Linked DNA regions of Homo sapiens: all the other regions are linked to region 2. A link is a contact called in ENCODE Hi-C or POLR2A ChIA-PET data. All regions are on one chromosome and are shown on one strand. The core of a region is the stretch at or near the end of the contact, and the rest is flanking DNA. Distances in the headings are between cores, read along the strand shown.

The links. A loop is a pair of places that touch in the nucleus more often than their neighbours do. ChIA-PET counts read pairs that join two places held with the same protein, here RNA polymerase II (POLR2A). Pooled maps may share reads with other maps.
Region 1: a loop to region 2 is called in a pooled map, with 2.1 times the contacts of the local background. The contact joins the enhancer-like site here to the promoter of EIF4EBP3 in region 2. A Hi-C loop is called at or near these places in 2 of 50 pooled maps. POLR2A ChIA-PET finds 5 or more read pairs at or near these places in 3 of 52 experiments (MCF 10A, activated CD4-positive, alpha-beta T cell and activated naive CD4-positive, alpha-beta T cell).
Region 3: a loop to region 2 is called in a map of chondrocyte, with 6 times the contacts of the local background. The contact joins the enhancer-like site here to the promoter of EIF4EBP3 in region 2. A Hi-C loop is called at or near these places in 1 of 168 maps with a recorded cell type or tissue (chondrocyte) and 5 of 50 pooled maps.

The regions. Positions count from the first base shown.
Region 1 is chr5:140,283,303-140,286,744 of GRCh38, reverse strand. All of the region lies in intron 2 of PFDN1 (prefoldin subunit 1), which reads left to right. Among named protein-coding and RNA genes, the nearest start is that of PFDN1, 18 kb to the left of the region's middle. Within about 2 kb of position 1,889, at least 4 of the 41 ENCODE cell types and tissues checked have a DNase peak (open chromatin) inside an H3K27ac peak, as active enhancers do.
Region 2 is chr5:140,546,386-140,549,873 of GRCh38, reverse strand. EIF4EBP3 (eukaryotic translation initiation factor 4E binding protein 3) reads right to left here and starts at 2,212. Exons shown (of 3, transcript NM_003732.3): 1 at 2,034-2,212; 2 at 798-968; 3 at 298-640. The coding sequence starts at 2,136. The coding sequence ends at 612. ANKHD1-EIF4EBP3 (ANKHD1-EIF4EBP3 readthrough) reads right to left here. Exons shown (of 36, transcript NM_020690.6): 35 at 798-968; 36 at 298-640. The coding sequence ends at 637. RefSeq lists enhancers at 1,142-1,849, 2,000-2,089, 1,850-2,556, 2,557-3,265.
Region 3 is chr5:141,038,777-141,042,313 of GRCh38, reverse strand. No RefSeq gene overlaps it. Among named protein-coding and RNA genes, the nearest start is that of PCDHB1, 11 kb to the left of the region's middle. RefSeq lists enhancers at 295-1,698, 894-1,828. Within about 2 kb of position 1,698, at least 14 of the 41 ENCODE cell types and tissues checked have a DNase peak (open chromatin) inside an H3K27ac peak, as active enhancers do.

The sequences.
Region 1 (3,442 bases), core at 640-3,139, 260 kb after region 2:
AATCCTAGCTACTCCAGAGGCTGAGGCACGAGAATTGCTTGAACCCTGGAGGCGTAGTTTGCAGTGAGCTGAGGTGGCATCACTGTACTCCAGCCTGGGCAACAGAGCAAGACTGTCTCCCCCGCCCCCCCCCCCCCCCCCCCCCCCGCAAAAAAAATTGAGGATTCAAGAGGAAACATTTTTCGAGCAATGAATTTTAAAAAGCTCTCTCTTTCTTTTCCAGTCCCATTTCATCTTTGTGTAAATCCTTTTTTATTTTACATATTTTTTCATCTTGAAAATGGAATGACATGCTGATTTTTCTTTTTTCTTTTCTTTTTTTTTTTTTTTTTTGAGACAGAGTCTCACTCTGTCACCCAGGCTGGAGTGCAATGGTACGATCTTGGCTCACTGCAACCTCCGTCTCATGGGTTCAAGTGATTTTCCTGTCTCAGCCTCTCGAGTAGCTGGGATTACAGGCACCCGCCACCACACCGGCTAATTTTTTTGTATTTTTAGTAGAGATGGGGTTTCACCATGTTGGCCAGGCGGGTCTCTAACTCCTGAACTCAAGTGACCCACCCACCTCGGCCTCCTAAAGTGCAGGGATTGCAGGTGTGAACCACCACGCCTGGCTGACGTGCTAATTTTTTAAACTTGAGTTTTTACTTACTTACTAACTTACTATATTGACATCTTTACATGTCAATAAAAAAAATATTTTTTTTTAAATTTCGGTTTGGTTTTTTATTTAATTAGTCATTCTTTTTTAAAAAAATTTATTTATTTTTTAGACATGGGGCATTGCTATGTTGCCTGGGCTGGACTTGAACTCTTGGATTTAAGCAATCCTCACACCTCAGCTTTCTGAGTAGCTAGGACTACAGGTGCATGCCATTATGCCTGGCTGCCCCCTTGGTTTTATCTCCTGTTTTGTATCCTATTTCTGTGCCAGTGTGGATACTTAAGGTCTCCAGGATTCAGCATAAACTCTCAGGATGAAAGCCAATTTACTGCTGTCTTACATTCCTGAATTCCCAGTTTCACTTCACTTTGGACCTTTGTGGAATCCTTCCTTTTGTGTTAGTTCAACAAAATGTTAAAAAAAAATTTTTTTTTCCTTTGTTTCTAATCAGGAGTGTTCAGGGTATCTACTCTTCATTATGCCAATAACAGAAGTCTGTAACTCACTGAGCAGTCCACAATGTGGATGTGCCATAAAGTTTTAATCACTTCCTTACTAAGGAAGTGATTAAAGTAAGAAATAAATTCAATTTAAAAAAATTTTAAAAAAAGAAGTTCAATTTATTTCTACTTGCTTCCACGCTAAAAATTACGACGTAAAAATTCAGTAACTTTCCTCACCAGTGGAGTTAGGCAAAGAAGCAAGATAGGCTCATTCTTTTTTTTTTTTTTTTGAGATGGAGTCTCGCTCTGTTGCCCAGGCTGGAGTGCAGTGGCGCGATCTCGGCTCACTGCAAACTCCACCTCCCGGGTTCACGCCATTCTCCTGAAGATAGGCTCATTCTTATGTCTTTTCTATGCTGCTTAATTTGTGAATACCCTGAAACCTAAATGCTAATAGGATACGTTTTTAGACACCCTCTAAAAATTTCCCACCCAAAGTGAACTCGTCATAAGCATTTTGTTGTTTCTGAATAGCATATGTCTAGGTGACCATACTTTGGAAATTGTGTCCAAAATGCAGCAGTGCAAGTGATCTGGGATTGTGTTTTGGGCAGGTGAACAATGGTTTTGATTCATACTGAGTTATAAGAAAGTGGAAGTTGTACCAAACTGCAGGATGATTTAGAAAACGGAGTCTGATGTTTCTCAAATAATCAAAACCGAAAGTCTCAGAATTATGTTTTCAGATGGCATAATTACAAATAAATGAGGAAGTGAAATAGCAGGTTACAAGTCCTTGAGAGTGGACAGTGCAGAGGCACGTGGCACTGATTTCCAGGTCAAAGAAGAGGCCTTTTGCAAAGCATCAACTCGAATTCAGGTTATATAATCCTGAGTATTTTAAGCATGTTATCTGCATATTATTTGTCATGAGAGAATACTTTCCCTCTTCATGGTTTATTTTTCCTTATTGGTACATTTTGAACTCCAGAATTCTTTATTTACTATTTGGCTTTCCATAAACAATCAGGCAGAATGACTATGAGATTCTCTACATTGAGCAACTGTGTACATAATATTTGCTTATGATAAGACTTATATTATCATGATAAATCCTTTCTCTTCACATAGTATCTGATAATCCAATGCCCTTTTAAACAATAAGAAAGATGTTTTCCAAAGACTTTTTTTCAGAAATCAGATGTTTCTTGGAGCCTTTTCCAGTCTTCATACAATATATCTTTGCCATTTTTTAAATTGAGGACTAAACCAAACTTTCCATAAGTTTTTGTGTTTGAATTTTTACTGTGTAACTACTCTTTGAGGTAGACATTTGCATTTACCCAACATTCATCCTTGTTAAAACTTGCGTGGCTGAGATGTCCTTAGGTTTGTAGTAGTAAGTTGGCCAGCTTCGGTGGAATCTCTCTGGCCTTTGAAGTTGGCACAGTCCAGTATAGCTACCTCAAAGGATATGTGGTCATGGAAAAACGTGTTTTTGTTGTTGAGTGTTCTTGCTTTCTAGTAATTTTATTTTCTGCTCAAGAGATTTAGTATCTGTTCAGATACTTTATTTTTAAAGGCCACATAAGTAATGACTTGACCTCTAATCTTAGCTTTGAAATTTTCCCAGACACTAATAAAGATGATGTCTGATGACCTTTTATTTGAGAATAGTACTCATTGGCCAGCTATCAGTGCTACTTAAAAATGTATATTTTACTCAAAAAATTATTTCCATGGCTAAAAGACTTTCTCAGTAAAATCACACATGTCATGACATAATTTGGTGACTCTTGCACCTTGTTTTAGAATAGTTTTTACATAACATTACTGAGACTTAGTACTGTTCAAAACAACTCTTCTCTTCAAATACAAATATGAGTTAGTTCTGAGAAAAATATTCTGTAAACCATAATCTTATCTGAAATAGCACCCATCTCTTGGATCCAGTAAGAATATTTTAGACATGAAGGGTTCTATAGTAAAAGACCTGGAATTAATCCTTGTTTTGCATGAATGTGGGCTCTCTTTCCTGTAAATATACAGTAAGGTTTTACAAAGAATCAAGTTACTACTGAAGACTAAGATCATCAGTTGGGCTGGGCTGGGCGTGGTGGCTCATGCCTGTAATCCCAGCACTTTGGGAGGCCGAGGCGGGCAGATCACGAGGTCAGGAAATCGAGACCATCCTGGCTAACATGGTGAAACCCTGTCTCTACTAAAAAATAGAAAAAATTAGCCAGGCGTGGTGGTGGGCGCCTGTAGTCCCAGCTACTCGGGAGGCTGAGGCAGGAGAATGGCATGAACCCGGGAGGTGGAGCTTGCAGTGAGC
Region 2 (3,488 bases), core at 963-3,462:
GTCCTGCTTTGGAATGGATAGGGGAGGGGCTGCTGGGGGGCCCTGGTTCCAGGAAGGCTGCTTCCTGGGAAGACAGGAACAGCCCTTGGCAGTGGCCAAGCTATTGCTGTTTATGGTTTGGAGGCTCATGTAACCTGCCACTGTAGCGTGCCTCAGGTTCTAATTGCTGCTGGAAGTGGGCCTGGTGGGAGCTGGGAATGATCTGAGGCCTCTGAGCTTAACCAGGCCTGCCAGGGCCTTCAGCTGTGTGGCTGAGATGAGAAAATCAGCATTGAGGAGAACACTGGAGCCAAGGCATTTCTTTGAATGTTTACTAAGCAGTCAGAAGGTGACTTACTCCATTCCCCAGTTCCAGCCCCTGAGCATAGAGGGTTTAGGGTTAGGAGGAGTACCACAGACTGAAGAGGAAGTAGAGTTAAGGGCTTGGCAAGTTGCCCACTCCTATCCCTGGTCTAGCTGCCTCAGAACTAAAGGAGGCCTGGAACTAACAAGTCACTCCCTTCCAGATTAGATGAGGCCAGCTGGCCTTTGGATGCCCCAGGAAGAGGTGGTGGCAGCAGTGGCATGAGGGATCCCTCTGTAACTCCACATGCCAGGTCATCTGCACTGGATTAGATGTCCATTTCAAATTGTGCGTCATCTGGAGAGAGAAAAGGCAGGAAGACAGGTTGCTGGTCTGAGGATCTGCAGGCTCAGCATCAGTGCAGAAACCCCTCTTGGAACTGAACCCCCGCACTGTGTCACAGTGGCATTTGAACTCAAAGGCTGGGACAATTCTTAATTCCTGCTTTCCTTACCGGGTATCTCTTCCTCTGTCTCCTGCTCCTTCAGCTCCTCCAGCTTGGAGAGAGGGGCTGTTGGAGGAGTTGTGACCCCGGGAATCTGAGGGAGGCAGCAGGGGGGTGTCCGGGCAATGGGTGAGTTCTTGCACTCCAGCAGGAACTTTCGGTCGTAGATGATCCTGGTGCCTGTCAAGGGGTTGGGACTGAGGTAAGAGTCAGGAGCTTGGGTACCGAGGTGACTGGGGTCCCAGACTCAGGCCTTTTGGGGCCTGGAGGTGAGGGTGGTGTCAAATTTCCCTGTGTATCAAAGGACATCGGCTCTGAAGCCCAGCTAGGTTCTCAGCAGACAAGCCTTCATAGTGCTTAAAATCTTCCAGACCTAACCAAGATGTGGGTATAAAGCAAGGGGGGCATCCCAGCTGGTATAGGCAGGGGCTTTATGTTTGGGAGAGCTTCAGATCTTGGCTCTAAGAGGAACACCAAACTTTGAGTTCAGGTACTTCATGCTGCTCCTCTACCACTCTGAAACCTCTGCTTTGGTCTCACCAGTGAAGGTGAGACCTAGACTAACAGCCTCAGGTGGTTCAAGAAGTGAAATAGCAGTTGTGAAGGGTTCCACCCAGTGCTGTTACCTGGGCTATCTCCTGCAGGGAGGAGAAACGTACTGTTCTAATCCTGACCCCTCCCAGGTCCTATAAGGTTCACACTAGCTCAGAGGAACTTGGCCCGCATAATGTCCTCAAAGGGTCCTGCCCTGTTCCTCCCCTCCGCTTCCGCGTGGCAGGAATCCCTGGGTCGGGAGCCCAGCAGCTCGTGATCCCAGGCTGCTCGCCCAACCAAACAGACGCCAGCCAGCAGCACAAAAACGGAGCAACTGCCCCAACTGTTCTAACTACTCCACTTCTCAAGACCCGGTGCTTCCGGCTGAGGTCACGCTCAGTAGGGGGCCCTGGCCCCTATTCCTAGGAAGCAAAGTCGCGAGGGGTAAGGAGCGTGTGTAAGGCTCCAAGAACCCAGGCCACAGTGAAGGATTACAGCCCAAACACCCGGAAGCTAGGCTCATGGCCTTGTTGCATCACTTAGAAGTTTTTGGGAACTGAGCTTCCGCTCCAAACATTCTCCCCCAAAGCTACAACCTGTAGAGGGGCCTGCGGACAAGTCTTAGGTCTGTCCCTCCCCTACCCCCGCCCCGCAACAACACGCACGCGCTAATATGTCCGCAGCCTGCGGACCCCTGCCCGGCCCGCTGACCTCCGGGGGTAGTGGCGTATAGCGTGCCCCCCGGCGTGGTGCTGTAGCAGTCGGGCAGCTGGTCCCGGCCCCCGGGAATCGGGCAGCTAGTGGACGTTGACATAGCGAGCGGGAGGAGCAGCAAAGTAACCGCCTGGCGTTGAGGTCGAGGAGCGCAGCTCTGAGTCTGAGGCGGACTCAGCCGACCACGTGCAGCTGCTGGCAACAACACTAGAACAACGTCACGCCCAGGGCGGGCCACCGGCCGTCACTCAACCCGACGGTCCCGCCCTATCTGCTAGGAAGCCAGCCCGGTTCAGAGAAAGCTGGAAATGCGTCCAAAGTCCCAGGCCCCACACCAGCTTCCAGTTCCTGCTGGCCCAGCGCTGGCCAACCTGCCTGAGTGCTGCAGCAGCTCAGCTATTTACTGTTTATAGCCGGGAGCTGGGGGCAGGTGAAGTAGGGCAAGCGTTTTTATCCTGTATTAGTTCACCCATTCCTTGCCAACTTTTGGATAGTAAAGCACTATGATTAGCCAAAGTCACACATCTTGCAGGAAGGGAAGCTGGGATTCAAATCTGACTGCATCTGATTCCAGGACTGTGCCCTTAAGCCCAGCTGTGTACTGCCTCCCATAAACAGTAACAGTACAAGGCCGGGTGCGGTGGCTCACGGCCTGTAATCCCAGCACTTTGGGAGGCTAAGGCGGGTGGATAGCTTGAGCCCAGGAGTCTGAGACCAGCCTGGGCAACATGGTGAAACCTAGACTCTACTAAAAATACAAAAATTAGCCGGGTGCGGCAGCATGCGCCTGTAGACCCAGCTACTCGGGAAGCTGAGGTGGAAGGATAGGTTGAACCCAGGAGGCGGAGGTTGCAGTGAGCGGAGATTGCACCACTGCACTCCAGCCTGGGTGACACATGCCTTGATGGCCTGGAGCACAGCAGGAAGGGGAAGGTCAGTGAGGGCTGGTCATCTTTCTGAAGAAGTGGTACCTGGACTAATAAAAGGATGAGTCAAGTTTGGGGGCTACAGCTGAGGCATCACCAGTCAGAAGGCCTGCCCTTTGATCTCTTTGCCAGTTAACTAAGGAGGGGCAGGGGGCTAGTGAGGAGGGCTTGGTCTTTAGAAGGAAAGAAAGGTCAGAGAGTTTGGCCTTGGAGTTTTTTTTTTGTTTTTTTTTTTTATGTAGACACAGTGATATGACAGGCTGGAGCAAGGTGGTGGGATTGGTGAAGATGTATATATGCTGGAAATCTTGAATTCATCAGGCTGTCCTGTTTGGCTTCCTCAAAATCAATACTGCCTCCACTGTCCCTTCCCCTCACCAAAAATTAAGTATAGACCACCTGACTGCATCCATTTATCAATATTAACTCAGCTCTGGCTTCATCAGATTTCTCCTTAGGTCTGATTTCTTCACTCATTTAAAAAAAGATTGCTTCTCAAACTATTTATTTTCTGAGATAGGGTTTT
Region 3 (3,537 bases), core at 449-2,948, 490 kb before region 2:
AAGACCCATAGAAGAGTAAATGAGAAAATAGCTATAAGAAAAGGAAATACTAACTGGGCTGGTTGACTTATAAAACCAAATGTGCCCTGGGATGGGTCTTTTTTCTGAGAGTGGTAAGATTGTTTGCTTGGGAAAGAATTTTATTTCACTCTCAACTTGCTAGAATTGATTTTACACTGTAACCCATACACCTGAACATACAGTAAGACTCTGAAACAACACTTGAACAAGGTATTTCCCCTATTTTTTCTTGCTATTTATCAAGATCTGTACTTACAAAGCAACTTAAGGTTTCCTCCTCTGAAGCTGGATGTATGTAATTCACAGTAACTTAATCATCACTGTGTAAAATAGTGTAAATAATATACACAGACTAAAAGTAATAAACATACCATAAATTTTCTGTATTTTTAGCACTCTGATAGTTTATGTATTAGGCTTGGAAAAAATAAAAAACAAGAGTTTTCATCCTAGAATTCCCACCACCTCTTACCAATTCCTAAATATAGTCACACTTTTCATCTTCCAGAAACTGAGATCAGAGTAGCACTCTCGGCTAAGCTTCCTGGAATATTTTTGGCTAACAACATAGTGCTTCCTTAGTATTTCTTTCAGTAAAATATACCCTGTGGAAGTTTTAGTAAATATTTCTAAATACCTATATATACAGATACTTTAAAAATACCTATTTGATTACAAGATGTGTTGGAAAAAATGCTTGGAGAAATTTAAACATATTCGTAAATTATTTTGAGTAGAAGCGAGAGATCACTCTGAAAATTCTAAATTTTTCCATTTCTCTTTAAAAATAGGCAGATCTCTCAAAAAAACCACTTCCTGACGCCCCAAATCTTCAATTTGTGTCTTTTAAGTTTTAAGTCTTAATCCAAAGAACCCTTTACACTTTATCAATAGCATTTTCCTCATCTGCCACCAGGTGGCAGGTGGATCCACTTTTCGGAACGCGACCCCGACCCCGCCCTACCGGAAGCTGTCATGTAAAGGAAATCTCTCTGGCCACGCCCAGAGTTCAGCACCATGGCCACGGACAGCGACACCGCCCAGTTCGGTCCCATGACTCGCTGCAGAGATTTTCACCACACAAAGGAAATGGCCAATCCCAACTGGTTCCAAGGGTCGCGTGACTGGCTAATTTACAATGCCAGAGGTGGAGGGGGGTAGGAACCCCTTGTTTTGGGATTTTTAGCCTGGAGGAGGAACAGACTGATATTAAATAATACACCATATTGCAAAATCCTGTGGTTGTTTTTCTCTCTCTACTCTCCAGAATCTCAGTGACTCGTAAATGCTGTCTTGCTGTACAGGGTAAAGGGGCTAGATTACCCAACCTCCGTGTGTTGGTTTATTCCGACAAAATGCGTAAGACAGCAAAGGCGGTACAAAAGTCAGTGTGCGTTATGGCGGCCAATACCTCGGCTTGCACAAAGCTGCCTGTCAGCTTTCCTAAGACACCAGCACTGGGACGGACTACATTTGCTTTTTCTCGATTTCCAATTAATTAATCTCGGAAACACAAACAGCAGCTGATTTTTTTGTTGTTGTTGTTCGCTTGAAATTACTATTTAAGGCAAAGACACTGGAGTGAAACACGAGTGTGTTCTAGAAGTAATGGTTTAGTTGTTATCTTCAGTTGCTTAGCGACTAATTAGACAAGAAGAGAACTTGTGGGTGGGGATTATTTGCGTTTTAGAACGGCAGAAACCAGGGGCAAATGAAAATGAGTTCAGGGGCTAGCGTTTAGAATCAATCTAATTAAATCTCAGTGCTGGGGAAGTAAGCAGCGCTAAAGAGGAACAGTAGGCAGTTAAGGTTCACAGGTGGGTTAAATTAAGCCGAGTTTTTGTTGTAATTTTTCCGTACCATATGGATTGCTTTCTCATTCCCCGTTGTTTTGGCGGCGACAAATTCGGATCTTTAACCAGCAGAGGGCGAGTCGACTGCATTTTTCAGCCCTCAGACACTCCCTCTTCCTCCCTTCTCTGCCCCTGGGAAATTAATTTACTAAGCTCTTCAAATACAGACGAAGCTGAGGAAGGTGTTGTGGAAGGCGAGCAGCGCGCAGGACTTGGCAGAGTGCCCGCCCTGTCAGCCTTGGATGTGTGGCTGCACCGCACTCCTGACGACACGGATCTCCTTGCTTGGGGCTGCAGAGGGGATTGCAGGGGTTGTTGCAGTAGGAAGCGGGGATGAAAAGCACCCCCATGCCCAGACGCCATAGATATTTAGGATCACTAGCTTCAGAGAACTGAGAGGGCCAGAGGTAGCCTAATAAAATGAATGTAAACCATGAAGTTGGAAAAGAGGAAAGAAACCGTTTACGTCTCAGGGCCAATACTCAGTGAGCTGGAACAATAACCAAAAGGGAGGGGCTCTGCTCTGGCTTTGCCTTTCTGGGAAGAAAAATTGGAGGATGAGGAGTAGGGAAAGGGAGAAGATGAGGGCAAAGACTAAAAGTTTGGCTGAGTCATCTTTAAAAGACAAGCAAAGCAAGCCAGCCCAAGGGAAGAGACAATGAAAGCAAGCCTGCCAGAATGCATTGCAGAGCAATAAAGCATGCTGTACAAAGTTAATTTATTGTTGGGCGGAGCCCTCCTCATTCTGGAGGGGCATACCACTTGCTCCAGAGGGATGATTTACTTTGTATTGTAAGACTTTGTAGAATCCCCCTGGCAGGCAGCCAGAACTCCCATTAATTCAGCATGTCCTTTCTCCTTCACATATTTATGTCTCAGAATTCGTCTAACTCGGTTTCAAACTAGTAAAATTAATTTTTTCTGGAGGCACTAAACTAAATTTTATGCAGTATTGCATTTTCTCTCCTTCAGTCATTAAATTTCTGTAGTGCTTGTGTTTAAAGGACACCATTTTATTAATAAATTCAATTCATAAGATAGTATTATATTCCCTTGGAGTTGGTATTGGAGAGGACAACAGTAAGATATCTTAAGATAGATCAACACTTTTCAGAATGCATGATTTGACTCACAGTTTCATGGCCAATTTTACAGATAAATTGCACTGTCATGGTGTTTTGCAGCACACCTGTGTTTCTGTAGCATTTCCCCTGTAAAAGAGCACTTGTAAATTTCCAGTGCATACACCCAAAATTTATTCATGTTGTTTCAAGATCCAAACAAGTGCCTAGTAGTATTGGCTAATATAATCTCCCCATAGAAACAAGAATTATCTTTTTAAAACCTAAGTACTAAGTCAGTGAGCAGGCACTTAATGAAAGAGAATATCCAAATAGCCAATAAGCATATGAAAAGGTTTACAACATCCTTAACTGTTAAAGAAATGGAAATTTAAGCCACAACTAAAAGCCTGTATCCATCCAAGAGCATGGCTAAATAAATAAATAATAAAAGCTGACATTTTCAAGCCTTGGAAAGGATGAAGCAACTCCAACTATCACACAGTACTGGTGGAGTGTAAATTGTTACAATCACTCTGAAAAGCTGGCAGCAATTTACTAAAGTTCAATAAAACATACCCGTAGATATGCACTCTTAGGTA